3 separate regions of the Mus musculus genome follow, and all the other regions are linked to region 1. Evidence: chromatin loops called from intact Hi-C (ENCODE). Cell type or tissue: left cerebral cortex. All regions are shown on one strand.

Evidence for each region. Hi-C counts contacts between places; a loop is a spot of excess contacts. Peaks named below come from ENCODE experiments on the same cell type or tissue, not always from the same donor. Only the 100,000 strongest peaks of a DNase experiment are listed, where the experiment ranks them.
Region 2: it touches region 1 in a loop (6-fold over the local background); 17 of 42 quality-filtered maps call a loop at or near these places.
Region 3: a loop joins it to region 1, with 2.0 times the contacts of the local background. A loop is called at or near these places in 6 of 42 quality-filtered maps.

What each region holds. Positions count from the first base shown.
Region 1 is chr7:25,314,222-25,319,221 of GRCm38, reverse strand. It overlaps Tmem145 (transmembrane protein 145), which reads right to left. Exons shown (of 15, transcript NM_183311.2): 14 at 4,317-4,523; 15 at 3,027-3,825. The coding sequence ends at 3,577. Megf8 (multiple EGF-like-domains 8) reads right to left here and starts at 2,058. Exons shown (of 41, transcript NM_001160400.1): 1 at 1,529-2,058. The coding sequence starts at 1,715. In left cerebral cortex, a CTCF peak has its summit at 2,613 (motif pointing right); DNase peaks (open chromatin) are centred at 1,532, 2,527, 3,242 and 3,380; H3K4me3 peaks cover 2,955 bases; H3K27ac peaks cover 1,533 bases.
Region 2 is chr7:25,239,269-25,244,268 of GRCm38, reverse strand. It overlaps Erf (Ets2 repressor factor), which reads left to right. Exons shown (of 4, transcript NM_010155.3): 4 at 1-1,709. The coding sequence ends at 20. Among named protein-coding and RNA genes, the nearest start is that of Gsk3a, 3.9 kb to the right of the region's middle. In left cerebral cortex, CTCF peaks have their summits at 3,041 and 4,853 (motif pointing right); DNase peaks (open chromatin) are centred at 1,545, 3,060 and 4,878; H3K4me3 peaks cover 491 bases; H3K27ac peaks cover 3,200 bases.
Region 3 is chr7:25,074,826-25,079,825 of GRCm38, reverse strand. It overlaps Zfp574 (zinc finger protein 574), which reads right to left and starts at 3,019. Exons shown (of 2, transcript NM_175477.5): 1 at 2,344-3,019; 2 at 1-291. The coding sequence starts at 271. It also overlaps a transcript of Grik5 not described here. In left cerebral cortex, a CTCF peak has its summit at 2,793; a DNase peak (open chromatin) is centred at 2,731; H3K4me3 peaks cover 2,382 bases; H3K27ac peaks cover 1,900 bases.

The DNA of each region.
Region 1 (5,000 bases):
ATAATTTCTGGCACATGAACGACTAAGTTTTATTGAAGTATTTAAATGCAACAATAACCCTAAGGGCACTTAATGGACATTTGCTACATGTGATAGGTTGACTATATCTGGAACTAACTAAAAGCTAAATAGCTAGGCACAATTGTAAGGGTTTGTTTTTGTTTGTTTGTTTGTTTGTTTTTTCCCTTAACTAAACCACTTAAAGTGGGAAGGCCCACTTCTAATCCAGATCTTTTGAAGTGAGAGGCTCCACCATTAATCTGGGCCACACCTTCTGCTGGCAGCCTGTATAAAGGACATGAAAGAATGAAGTTTGCTCTTGCTCTTGGCCTGCTTGCTCTCACTCTAACTAGGAGTCCAGTCCTTCACTTTGAGGTAGCCCAGGCTGTCCTCAAACTCACAAGCCTCCCCGACTCCTGCCTCTGGCACTAGTCCTGGCTTCTTCTATTATCTGTTTTAGCATACTAGATTTTAGCACATAGGCTTGCTCAGAAGCATCTTCTAATTCCTGTCTGCATTAGAACTGACTCTCTTTAGCATTCTGGCATATACTGAAGACCAGGTAAGACATAAGCCATGTGGACTGAACTACTACTACTGGATTTTTTTTTGGTAAACAGTCTTTATCAGACTTGCTGGACCACAGTCTATAAGCCATTCTTTTTACTTGGGGGAGGGGGGGTGTCAAAACAGGGTTTCTCTGGCTGTCTTGGAACTCAGTATGTAGATCAGGCTGGCCTCAAACTCGGAGATCTGCCTGCCTCTGCCTCTGCCTCTGGAGTGCTGGGATGAAAGGAATGCGCCACCACCGCACAGTGACTATAAGCCATTCTAATCTCATTTCTATAAAGATTCATTCTATGCTATGCTTCCCTAGAGAACCCTGACTAATATACTATACCAGATATCAAATGTGTTAAATATCTGACTCCTTTCCTTTTAACTAAGTACTATTGTTGCGGCCATTTGGAGTAAAAGAAACTGTGCCTTCGAAATTCATCCATCCAAAGTCACGAAACTCATATGAAATAGAGCCTAGATCCTAAGCCAGGTGAGTGGACTTACTTTTTGTTGTTGTTGTTTGTTTTTTGTTTTCTCGAGACAGGGGTTTTTTTGTGTGTGTAGGCCTGGCTGTCCTGGAACTCACTCTGAGACCAGGCTGGCCTCGAACTCAGAAATCTGCCTGCCTCTGCCTTCCAAGTGCTGGGATTAAAGGCATGAGTGGACTTACAAGTAAGCAAAAATAAAGGAGTGGTAGAAAGCTGTGCTAGATTGATATTTTCTGTGCGCTACATTCAGGATCAAGTGAAGAAAAACACCCCTCACAAATACTCCTAGTTTGTTACTGTGACTCTTGGCACATTCCCTCCCATCAGAGTTAGGGCCCAAGCTGGCTGCAACACTGGATGTCCAACATTTTACAGCAAGAGTCCTGGAATGGAGCCGGGTTCTAGGAATGTGCTCAGTGAATGAACGCACAAATGAATGAACTAGCAACCGAGTGAGTGACCCACGCGGCCCCACTCACCCTCGATAAGCCACTCGCAGTTGCCGTTGACGCTGTAGTTGCCCGCACCATCCGTCACGAAGCCTGGCGCCTCCCGTAGCACCTGCCGCTGCCCCTTGCAGTCACCAGCCAGGACCCTGAGGGACAGCGGTCCCAGCACTGCCAAGGCCAGTGCAAGGGCCAAGGCCAGAGCTCCACCCAAGGCCATCGCCGCCTTAGGCACTGGCCCTAAGGGACGGGAAGGGCCGTGAAGACCTGGAGAAGACCCTCTGGGAATGAGGCCCTGCAAGATGCAACCTTTACAGACGTAGCATGGCCTTGTAGTCCAAGGATGTACCAGCCACGCAGTCCGGGCCAAGGAAAGGGCCGCAGTTGATGCGCTCTTGAAACCGAGGGGCCGGCCCTATAGACCCATGGAAGGCCCTGGATATGAAGTCGTTATGGATAGGGCTGACCCCTAGGGACCGTAAGGGTCCCCTATAGACACGAGCCCCCATAGGGGCGCCGACTCCATAAACGGTATCCAGTGATTACATTCAGGCTGCTGCAAGGCCAAAACAGACCGTATAGACAGTCTTCCAGGGGCGATGTGCTCTACAGCCCAGCTGGGCGGTCCATGGAGCGTGCGGGGTGGAACTTGCCTGGCCCGGAGACTCCTGGGGAGACCCCTCCAGACGGGGGCGGGGCCTGCCTTCGGGGTCCCGGCCCGGATCTCCAGGGCTCACTCTAATGCCTACCCACCCGCTCCTCCCACTCGAGGCGAATGGGCTAGATCAGAGAGACCTGGAGACTCCCGGGCCAGAGCGGCCCGAGGAAGACCCGCTGAGAGGGCGAGGGGGCGGGAGCCGCGCAGCCTCTGAGGGGAGGACAGGCTAGGAGGAGGCGAGAAGAGGAAGAGCGGCGGGTCAGAGCGGCCCTGAGAGGACTAAGGAGCGCCTGGCTCCACCCCTTCTCGAGGAAGACTTCCGGAAACTTTCCTCCCATCTGTTCCCAGTCGCTTGCGCAGCGAGAATAGGAATTCAGCTCAGAGAATTACGCATGCGTATTGCTAAGAGTGTAACCCAAAATCGCGTTTTGTGCTAGTCATTGGCTGAGCAAAGCCTTTGCCACTGGAGGGCGCCTCTATCTCTGCTAGCGAAAGGAAAGGCAACATAAAGGAGCGGTAAAAAGCTGTGCTAGATGGTTATTTTCTGTGCTCTACATTCAGGATCAACATGAATATCAAGTTATGAAGGCAAGGGACTCCAGACCAAAATAGCATTTCCTAGATGGATACAGTGAGACCCGTATGACTTAAAGCACCATCAATACATAAAAGAAGCTGGAGAGGCGACTTAGTGGTTCAGAGCATGTTGCCCTTGCAGAAGACCCTGGTTCGATTCCCAGAACCCATATAGTGGAAATCCAACGCCTTCTTGTGGCCTTCTCCTACACAATGTGCGCGCATAGTACGCTGACATACATTCAGGAAACACGTCTTTTCCTTTTTTCAGCTAAGATGGAAAAGAAACCATGTTATAGATTAAAAACTCAACGAATCCTCTTTATTTTGGCAAGAAGAGAAAACGTCTTTCTGCCACAGACCATGTGATGGTCCTTGGCATTCAGATGGACGGACAAAGCACAGGTCCGAGGTCACAAACCCCAAGGAGGGTTTCAAAGTAGAGACCAACTTCACAATATCCGTCTCTAAACAGTGGCTCGAGGGTCGCAGGGTCCTGGAGGGTCGGGCAGGGTCCAGGCGGTCGTCACGGGTGTTCCGGAGTCCAGCAGGGTCAGAGGTCTCGAAGGGGGTCAGGGGGGCGGAGATCACGGAACAGCGGGAGTCCAGATTCCGGAGCCATTCGGGGCAGGGGCTGAGGGAGGGGACGCGGAGAACGGCTCCCGCGGGACCGTTTGGCACAAGAGGGAAAGGGGCGGGACGCAGCGCATCCAAAGTGGGCGCGGGGTGTGGGAGGGGCGCGGGATGCCTGGCATGGCCGAGCCCTTGGGCCGGGAGAGAAACGGGGTTCCGGAGCCCAGCCGGGGCCCGGTGCGCCGCCCGTGGGGCAGAGGCGGGGAAGGGATGCTCAGACCGGGGGTGCAGGGCCCCCGGCTGTGTGCATGCTGAAGTATTCGGTGAAGCCGGTGTGCGGCGCCGCCGTCTGGGGCACAAGCGGCTGGTAGGACGGCGTCGGGCCATCCCAGCCCGAGTCGACCGCCTTGGAGAACCGAGCGGGTGGGGGCGGGGAGGCTGCGCCGGGTTCGGCCATGGTCACCACACGGCCCCTCGGGGCCACCGCCGCCGCCACCGCTGTCTCCTCCACCTGCTTCCCGGCCTGGGATGGGGGGTCAGGGTCAGAGGCTGCCCAGAACCCTCGGGGGAGCAAAAGCGGCCCCGAAGGCCCGTCCCCCTCCCCCTAGAGGACTCCCACCACCCCAAATATGGACGCACTTGTCAATCAGGGAAGGAGTGGGTGGCTGGGCGCCTGGGCAGTGGGGCCAGGTATTCAAGGGGTGGAGTTGGGGTGCGCCGGGCAAACTCTGGAGGCGGTGGGGGAGATGGGGACCAGCCTCGGAAGGCAGGCGGCGGGGGCACAGCGCGGGGTGTCCTCGGGGGCGTGCGCAACAGCGCCAGGACCCAGTCTGGCAGGGTGGGCGCGGGCGCCGGGGGACGGTCGAGGCGGGGCGTCGGGGCATGGGGAGTACGGAAGGCCAGGGGTGGGCTCAGACGCCAATGAGCAGGGGGTGGCGGCGGGGCGGGGAGCGGGGTCAGGTACTCCAGGGGCGGCGCCAGCAGCTCCTCGGGCGCCGGGGCTGCGGAGCTTACAGAGGAGGTTGGCGGGGGGATGGAGAAGAGCTCCGTGAAGTTGGGCACCGAGTCGCTGATGAACGTCACGTTTCCATAGACGTGCTGCGGGAAGGCTTTATCTGCTGATTGGCTCCCTCCAGGTCCAGGGACCCCAGCGGAGGCGATCTGTGAAGTTCGCACGTGGTACGGAAAGTTCTTGTTGGCCGCCGATGGGCGGGTCATGATCTGAGAAAAGTCAGGCACAGGTTAGAGAAGCAGTGTCCAGGCCCCAGACTGTCCCTATAAAATGTAAGGACTTAGATGATTCCCCTCCACTTGGCCTCTCTACATTGCCTTTGAACCATTCAGACTGCCTTGGACACCAGGCCTAGGGTATCTTCCGGCATTCTGACCTTTTCCCTCAACACACCTCTTCTAATTACTATGCTTAGTGGTGTTTCCAATATCACAATCCTGACTACTGGATGTCATAATTAATTGGTTATGGGCAGTGTCCTGTGCTGCCCAGTATGAGAGCCACTAGCCACATATGGCTTAAATTGAATCAAAATTAAATGTTAAGTTGTTTCTCAGTTACACACTGCCTTACCTAAGCTCATTAGGCTTGGAGAGCACAGATTAAAGAGTAGAAGTGTTTTACTGCTCTTTCCTGTTTTGCTTTGTTTTCTTTTTGAGACGGTCTATGTAGTCCAGGCTGTTCTC
Region 2 (5,000 bases), 75 kb after region 1:
TGGAGCACCGAGATTCCTGAGAGCTGTGGGCACGGGCCCACCCCCACCCACCCACCACCCCACTCCCTGAGCTTTTGCTGCCTTAACCGCCCCGTCCCCGCCTCCCCCCCCCCCCCCCCCCCAGTCCCGGAGGTGAGGACAGCTCTCTTTAGTCTCTTCCCTGCCTCCTCCCTTTCTCCTCCCCCACATTTTGTATAAAACTGAATTTTTTTTTTAATGGTAGGGTGGGTGGGTGCCCAGAGCTGGGGGCTAATCTGTTCCTCATCTGGGTTTCTAAGTTCTGGGCAAAGTGGTGGTGGGGGGTGGGAGGGGGGTGTTAAGGGGGGGCACCTCCATTCTGGGAATTTCTATTTGAACAGAGGCTTTGGCCTTCAAACCCAGGAACTTTTTTATTACAATCGTAGGAAGAAAAGCCTTGTCCCCCTCCCTCTTCTCTGCCTCTTACCTTGTCCTCCCCCACCCCAATCCATGCCCCTCCCCCAGCCCTAACCCTGCCTTTCTTGCCCCTCCAGGGGCTGTGAGTGCCTGGGTTTCTTATACCCCACAAGGTTGCAGCAGGGGCAGGAGGGACAAATTTTATAAACCAAAAATTCTGTGGGGGGTGGTGGGGTGGGAGGCAGAGGAAGGTGAGGGGTGCCGCCTGTGGGCCACAAATCTCTACAAGTGCCTGTTCCCTACACCACCCAGTACTGGTCCAGTCCCTTCACGCCCACCCCCTGCTGCTCCTAGGTCTGGCCCATGGGCAGGTGGGTCAGGGGACAGGAAGGGGGGGTTGTCTCTCAAAACCAAACTGGAAGCCCCTCTCTGCCTCCTAGCTGGGGCCCCAGGGGTGGCCTGGAGGGCTGCGGTCAAGCCTTATTCTGTATTGGGAATGGAGGGTGGGGTGGGACGTGAGGGGGCTGCTGGAGAATGTATTCAAAACAATAAAACTTTGGACCTTTGCATGTGGTAATTTATCCTAGGTGCTGGGCGCAGCCACAGTATCAACAGAGACTTGGCTTAATTCTGGACAGGTCTAGACACCTGCTTCCCATCTGTGGCCAGAAGGCCTGACTCCACCTGAACAGGTCAACTAGGCCTGGGGAGTTATTGGCCTACTTTGAGATGTCACAAGCCTCAGAGCTGATGATTAAGGTTTCTGGCTTTCCGTAGTCTTGTCTTTCCTTGACTGGTTCCTTATCATCCCATCTGCCTCTAGGACCCTTAACAAGGCCCTGCTGTTCCTGGTTCTCCTACCTGAATTGCTTTTGCCCTCCAGCTCTGACTGCTAAGCCACACCCCCATCGGTTCCCCAGGGAAGGAAGGGTCCCGTATTTTGAATCCTCCCCATCTTACTCCAATGTACTCGGAGGAGGCTTTAGTGGTCCACACCTGTAATCCCACCAGCACTTGAGGTAGGAAGTTCAAAGTTAAGGCCAGGACCATGTGAAAGGGAGGTGTGCGATGTTAGCCTTCTGCTTGGGATCCTTTGACCGGGAGGCCTGTAGTGTCCTGAAGTGCAGCCCTTGGGCTGGAGAGACGCTCGGCTCTGTGTTCAAGGGTGCTTCTGCTCTTCGGAGAACCTCCGTCTGTTGCAGAGTACCTCATGTGGGGTGGCTCGTGACAGCTCACAGCTTCAGTTCCAGGGGAGGCAGCTTCTGGCAACCACTCAGAATTGGCATAGAGTCACTCAGATATATGCATTAATAAAGATCTTTTTAAGAAATTTACACAGATGCATATGAATGTTTGGTCTATATGCATGTCCGTGCACCTGCATCCGAGATGGTGAGAAAGGGGCGTCAGATGCTCCGGAAGGACAGAAAGATAGTTGTGAACTGCCGTGTGGGTGCTAGGGACCGACCCTAGGTCATCTGCAAGAGCAGCAAGCTCTCTTAACCACCAAGCCGTCTTGCCAGCCCGAATAAATAAAACTATTTTTTTTTTTTTTTTTGGTTTTTCGAGACCCGGTTTCTCTGTATATCCCTGGCTGGCCTGGAGCTCACTTTGTAGACCAGGCTGACCTCGAACTCAGAGATCTGCCTGCCTCTGCCTCCTGAGTGCTGGGATTAAAGGCGTGCGCCACCACTGCTCTGCTTATAAAACCAAATCTTAAAGAAACCTTGGAAAGTAATCGGTCATCCTTGTCCCACCAGCTCACCTCCTGCACGCACCCCCCACCCCCAAGCAGATTTTAAGAGGGATTTGTTGACTGACCTGACCTGCTGTGTGCCAAGTGTTTAAGCATTTCAGTTTCTCCTTTCCTTTTTTTTTTTTTTTTTAATATTTTTTTTTCTGGGATGGTTTCTCTGTGTAGCCCTGGCTGTCCTGGAACTTCTGTTGAGCAGGCTGGCCTCCAACTCAGATCCACCTGCCTCTGCCTCCTGGGATTAAAAACCCTGTGCACTCTCGAACACAGACACACACACATCCCAGCTCAGGCCCCACCGCAGCACATTTTAGTTCTTTAAGCATTCAGCAACAAAGGGCTTCATTAAACTTGCCTGTAGACCTAGAATTGAGCTATTCGACAAAGTAGCGCTTAATCTAATGTCTTAACAACAGCTGGATTCTCCAGTGGAAAGCCAGTTGGAGTCCAGATCGAGGGATCTGGGGTCTTAGAATTTGGTTGATGAGGAGCCTATAGAGCTAAGAAACCAGGAGCTTTCAGTGCTGAGTCTTTGAGGAGATAAAACAATCAGGAAGAGGCCGGGCTCTGGGTGCTTTAGGATGCCGGCCCCACCTGGGCAGTGCAGGTGTGATGCCCTAGGCCCTGAAAGGGGAAAGGGGCTCCCTCAAGGCCATAGGTTGCTAAGAGATAAGAGTGGGAATTGAGAACTCTGGGCCTGTTGGACTGGCTTCACTATAAAACTCCACCTTGTGCAGCCCTGAGGGAGAAGGAACCTTGAACTGGCTACCCATCTCTGCACTTCTACTTCAGCATGTGTCAGTCAGCCCTGGAGTGAGTGGGCTCTCCAGCCTGATGCTGACCAGGACCGGGAAGACTGGCAGGAAACAGGCTCTTGTGGCAGCTTGTGGGCAACTGCTCCCTCTCCTGGGTGATGTAAGCCATTCCCTGGGGTGGGAACCACTGGGTTATTTCTGGAAGTTGGGATGAGACATATCTCCTGGCAACATAGATGCAGCTGAGTTGCTAGTGGGGTGATGCAGAAAGGCGGATGTTGTCATTGCAAGAAAGAAGCAGGACTGGCTAGTGGTCTCAGCAGCAACACTCAGAATCGTCTTTTTTTTTTTTTTTAAGGCAGGGTACCTCCGTGTAGCCCTGGCCATCATGGAATTCACACAAGGAGATCAGGCGGGCCTCCAACTCACAGAGATTTGCCTGCCCCTGCCTGCTGGGATCAAAGGCATGCACAGCCATTGCTGGGCCTTCAAAGCACTTCTAATCACATGGCTCCTAAGAGTTCAGCTTCAGATCCCCTCCAGAGGACAGGCCATGATCTAATCAAACTTGTTGTCCCAGATTCCGGTTGTGTGGGACGTCACAGGTGATTTTTGGCCTTAAGAACAGCAGCTCCTCCAGTCTCTAATCGCCCACCGGAATCCATTTAGAGGTCTGGAACATTTCCTGCAAAAAGATGCCCTGAACTTAGTGTGGTGGCACGTGTCTTTGCCCTCAGTACTGGGAAGTCTTAGTTGGATTGCTGCTAGTTTGAGTCTAGCCTTGTTACAAGGAACAAGACCCCATTTCTTCCTCCTCTCCCTCCTCCTCCTCGCTGCTGCTCTTCCATTTTGGTCATTTAGGACAGGGTTTCTCTATGTAGCCTTGGGACTCTATAGACCAACCTAGCTTTGAACTCAGAGATCTGCCTGCCTCTACCTCCTAAGTATTAGAACTAAAGGTGTGCACTAAGACCTTATTTCTTTTTTATTGTTGATGTGGTTTAAGAATATTTATTTTATGTACACCATAGCAGTCTTCAGACTCACCAGAAGAGGAAATAAGATCTCATTACAGATGGTAGTGAGCTACCATGTGGATGCTGGGAATTGAACTCAGGACCTCTGGAAGAGCAGAAGGTGCTCTTAACCACTGAGCCATCTCTCTAGCCCCTAAGACCCTATTTCAAAAGAGAACAGAGGGCTAGGGATGTAGCTCAGTTTGTAGAGTGCTTGCTTAGCACACACAATTCTCATCACCAGAAAACTGTCTTGGCAACACTAGTCTGTAACCCAAGCACAGTACAGGCAGGAAGATGTCTTCAGCTTCATAGTGAATTTGAGGGCACCCCGGGCTACATGCGACCCTGTCTCGAAAGAAACAAAAACAAGACATTTGTCCCTGAGATCTTTGCTTCCAACCAGAAAGTCCTCCATACACCTTTCACGACTTTTACAAATGAATTCATTCCAATTAAAATCCCATTTGTAATAGCCCTCCTCCAAAGTATCTCCATGGCTCTCGAGGCCAACGTCTCTTCCTTGTGTTTCTTAGCCATTCCTCATTCATGGCAGCCCAGAGGTTTTCCCTCACACCTTTCATAAGTTTCCCTTGAGAGTTCTCTATAATTCCCCAAACAATTGTTTTACATTGCTTATATCAAAGTCTTTAATCTCTTCATGGACCCCCATCAACTCCTCCAAACATCTTTAGAACCTGCTTAGACACTTGGAAACATCTTACAGATCTTTGAATTTGCTCTCCAGTGCCGCACAGATCTCAATGCCAAGAACGGTCCCCTGGGCAGGTTCCACGAGTTCTGGCGGTTAAATAATGTGTTCTATCCTGCTACATAGCCTAGTGAGATTCTTTGATCCTATACCTAGGGGCTTGACTTCACTTTTCAACTGGGAGCAGCCGTCAGAGGGCGGCAGCCACCATGCGACTGTGTTACTCCAGAAACTCCCTCTACAGTCGAGCGTGAAGCGTCTGCAGGCTTTGCGAAGAGGGCGGAAGTACCCGTGCGTTGCCTTCTGGATAACGTAGTCTTTAGAAGCGCTAGCAGTACCTTCTGTCTCCATTCCGTGTCCACTGAGAATTGCAATAGGGAAATGACTGA
Region 3 (5,000 bases), 240 kb after region 1:
GCTGGCTGGGGGACAGGAGCAGTTGCCCACACTCAAGACACTGGTACTGGCTCTCTTGGATGAGGGTCTGATATAGGCCTGTGCCTGAAGCAGCCTCTGTGGCCACTGTGACTCCAGGGTCAGCCACGCCCACCAGCTCAAAGTGCTGCTGGGGCACGTGGGAGTTCTGGTGCACAAGCACCTCCTCCAAGGATCCATAGAGCTGGTTGCACTCAGAGCAGACATAGCGGTGCTCAATGTACAGGACCGTCTCTTCACTCTCCTCAGTCATGGCAGCAGCAAGGCCCTGGGCTGAGAGGAGGGAAGGCAGCGACAAGTCAATCCTCCGGGGTATTTTATTCCATCCAACTTCTTCATTACATTTTCCCGCTCCAATGCCCTCCCTAATAATCCTCCTTGCCTGAACATAGGAACAGCCAACACGAATTTCTCCAATGGTCTTGTCCCAGGGACTTTCTCCCAAAGCTCCCAGCTCATTTAGCTTGCATTGAACACCAGCTCCTATGACCTCAATCCTCTCTATTTCCCATACCTCCAAACTGGTTCCCAAAGCCCTGTCCATCAAACAGGAACCTGTCTCCTTCCAATGCAGACTGTCCTTTGACTCCTTACCACTGCATGGGACAGTATTCCTTTGCCAAGCTACTTGCAGAATCCTCAAACACTCTCATGGCCTGTCCCTCCAAGCTGCACTCCTACATAGACTCTGCCTTCTGGCAGGCTCACAAACTTCTTTTCACACTCAGACCACTCAAGCTGGTGTCCAAGCCAACTGGTGGCACTGGTGGTCTTGCCACCCAACCTCTGCTAACCACCAATGCCCAGGTTCCTCACATCAAGTTACCCGGCTACCAAATTTTCTCTCACTGGCTGAACCCATCTCCATACTTTCCCACCTTAACCACTTCCTGATACTCAGACTCTTTAAAACAAGTTTAAACTAATCATATCAAGATCTTCTCAGCTGGGCAGTTCATGCTTTTAATTCCAGCCCTCTAAGGCAGAGTCAGGCAGATTGCTAGGAATTCACAGCCAGGCTGATCTACATAGTTAGTTCTGGGACAGGCTGGGCTACATGGAGAAACCAAAAGGGAAAAAGGCCCACCACAGGATTACCCTTTACCCGGAAGGTCCATCTCCACCAAAGTCTAATCCGTCACAGCCAGATGCGTCTCACCTTTCTGACACACCCCTAGAGTTTTCAATCACCCTTTCTCTCCACCAAGACCAAGTGTGCTGTGCTACTGCCCCAGCACACTGTCAGCTATTCACACTGACTTAACTCTAACTCATCGAGGAATGCCTATGTGCCTCCTCCCCAACCAACACTACCCTTTTTTGCATAAGGGTCCAGGCCAACCTTAATGAACTCAGCTGAGAACCCCGCTACTGAGTATAACCTAAACCTTTTTTTTCCCCTCTGAGAAAAGACCCAAATTCATCCTAACGCACTCCAGGGATTTTCAGATCCCTATTTCATACTGACTGAATTTCTCCTTTTTTGTAATCTTGGCCAGGAATAGCTGGCCCATCCTTCACAATTGCTTAACCTTTCACCTATCTCACTCAGGGTTTCCAATGTCTGTCACTTAGAAACTCCATCTGTACTCAAACCCTGCAAAAAGAGGTCCTCTTCATACTTAAACCTTCTCACCAGCAAACAACTATGGGGATACCCAAATCCCCCAGAGTTATCAATATGGTACATCCCCAAAATTCCTAGACTGCTCTCTGTAGCACACATCTCTGTCTCTCCAACTACACCCAAGATTGCTCGAATATTCCCTTTGGCCTACTTACCTGTATCTAAAACAAAACAATCCCTCCCCTCTAGCTCAACCTATTGAAACCCGTAAGAATAAATAAAGACCTCTGTCAATACTTTCCAAGCCCCACTTTCATGCGTTTATCGGTCTTCCTTGTCAGCATTACTCCGTTTTCCACACCTGATCCCTCCCTTCGCTCTAAAGATACCTCAAAAACCTCTTCTCTGCCTCAGCTCTTTCCAGGCAGAAATCGATTTTCCTCCCTGCGTTAATTACCTCCTTTCTCGGGCCAGCTCCCCACCCCGGCATCCATGAGTCCTCTAACCGTCCCCTTTCGATTCTGATCCCCATCCCAGCGCACCCACCCGTGGCCCCGATACCCCATGCAACCAGAGAGCCCTCCGGCGAGGCAGCTCTGGGACCTCCCCTTCCCGCCAAGGTCGGCCCCCGGCCTGCAGCCCGAGCCCTGCCCCTCCTCACTCAGCCCCGCACTCAACTCCAGTCCCCCATCCCACCCGCCGTCCCGGCACAGCCCCCGCCCGGCCCGCGCGCCCAACGGCCGCTCCGCTCTCCGCACCCGGGACGCGATCCTTCAGGCCTTCATCGTGCAGGCCGAATGACGCAGGCAAGCCGCCGGGTGGGGCCGGACCTCTGCGCTCCGGCGGGGACTCACCCGCCTCGGCCGTCTCGCCGGCCCCAGGCCGGGCTACGGGCTTCAGGTCCCTTTGCACCGCCACTCTAGCGCCGCGTCCTCTCTAGCGCCCGTCGTCTCGCCTGCTCCGCAGCCTCGCTCTCACCCCAGGCCGCCCTCAACAACGCTCCTCCCACCTTCCGCCTGGGCCGCTGCGAAGAACTGCACAATTCGCCCAATCATCGGCTGTCTGCCCCTGTCATTAGACCAATCGATGCTCAGGTTTCCTGAAGCCTCGACCAATAGAGCGGAGGGGTGGGATCGCGCAGCGCCCAGCCAATCCTTTAGCAATGTTCCCTCGCTGGTCGGCCTCCAGGTGGATACTACCCGCCTCTTTAATCCTCCCTGGAGGTTCTTCCTCTTCCACCTCTTCTCGGATTCCGCCTTTGATAGCTCGAAAGGGGAGCGCTGAGCGGAGAGGGCGCGATGACGTCGGGAGGCGGGACGAAGCTGGAGGCGCCATCTTGGGGGCGCCTGACAAGCTAGGCGTAGGGGATTCGGGCAGTGTAGGCTGTAGAGACACGCAAAGCCCTGGAGGCCGGCGGGTTACAGTCAAGGATCCCTGAGGGCCAGTGGCAAAAAAAAAAAAAAAAAAAAAAAGAGACACCACTCGGCGTGAATGGGAGAGGAAACCAAGCAGCAGCAGTCACACAGGGCAAAAGGAACAAAACAAGGCTTAAGACTTTTTTTTCCTATTAAGAGGATGAACGGGGAAATCGAGGAAGAGTAGAATGGAAACAAGATGTCAGGAGAGGGAGTTTAGAGGAAGAGGTACGTGACAGGAAGTGAGAAATGGAAGGAGAAAGGAAAAGCCCCGTTAGTAAGGTCCCTTGGAAGAAGCTGAGGGTGTGGGGTGGAAGACCTGAAGAAGGAAGTTTATGGGATTTGTAGTGGATCGAGTCAGTTGTTCTTGTTTTTGTTTGAGGCATGGTCTGGCTTTGTGAACAGGCTGGCCTCACAGAGATCCGCCTGACTCGGCCTCTCCTGTTTTGAGCATTAAAGGTATCTTTCCAGGTGACTGCCCTTCCACACAGTTACAGTTAAGGACCCCTAGGCATGGGAAGAATTTCCTGGGAAAACATGAAGTTCCAGGCCAGCCAGGGAGATGGTTCAGCGCGTAAAGCCACATGCTAAGCCTGATCTGGAGTTTTGATTCTGGGATCCACAGGGTGAAAGGAGAGAACTGACTCTTGTAAGTTGTTCTCTGACTTCTGCATATACCAGAGTGTGCATACATGAACATACACACACACACCTGAATGTAATATGGTAGCGAGTGACTGAAGAGATCCAGTATCCATATTTGGACTCCACACAAGTACACCACAGTTTTCAGGAAGCTCCCTCTTGAAGCCAAGGTTAAGGGAGTTATCAGAGGTGCATCTGGTTGGTCAAACTGTCCCCCGTTTCCCCAACTGAAGCTCAGAAAAACTAGGAGGGGTTTGAACACAGAACCACAGGTAGGTCTGAGTCTCCAGTTGTCACCATGTGTGTGCCCTCCTTTGGATGTCTAGCTGGATGTCTTCTTACTGGACTCCCTAGCAAGTATACCTACATGTTCTAACTAGGCTGCTTATCCTGGCCCTGGTACTTCTTAGCTGTGACTTTGGGCAAAACAACTCCACTCTGTCTCAGGTTTAGTTTTTTTTGTTGTTGTTGTTGTTGTTTTGGTTTTTTTTAGTTCTTCGAGACAGGGTTTCTCTGTATAGCTCTGGCTGTCCTGGAATTCACTTTGTAAAACAGGCTGGCCTTGAACTCAGAAATCCACCTGCCTCTGCCTCCCGAGTGCTGGGATTAAAGGTGTGCGCCACCATACCCGGCTTTTGTTTTTGTTTTTATCTCTGAAAAGGGATGCTAGTCTTTGTCCCGGGTTTTCGAGACACTAAGTAAATACTGCTATATAGAAATTAATTTTTGTTGGGCAGTGGTGGCACACACCTTTCCAGCACTTGGCAGAAGCAGGTGGATTTCTGAGTTAAAGGCCAGCCTGGTCTACAGAGTGAGTTCCAGGACAGCCAGGGCTACACAGAGAAACCCTGTCTGACACCCCCCCCCCAAAAAAGAAAATAATTGTTGAGACAGCATCTCTATGTAACCCTGAAACTCGTATGTAGTCCAGGCTGGTCTCAAGAGATCCCCCTGCTTCTGTCTGCCTGCTGGGATTAATGGCATGCATCACTACACATGGCTCGAGGACTTACTTTTAGTATCTGATTAGTATCTTGAGGTGCCTAGTGGTAACTGACATCCAAGTGTGTTAGGTGACAATGGAAATTCTGCCCAGTGCTTTTCATTCATTATTTAATTCTACCAGTCCTCTCAGAGACAGTTACCATGAGGTGCTAAGAAACAGGCCGGGAGAAGTCATGTGTCCAGGTTCCCACGGGGAGAGAAGAAAGCCATCATTCCACCCCAAGAGATGGTTCCCTAGGTCTATACTCAGTTCCCCGGTGGGTGGATTGTTTGGGATCAAAGGGTGAATGGTTGACTTCAGGAAGAGCAAAGCAAAGGATGGGGGAAGGGAAAGGGGGAAGGGGAAGACA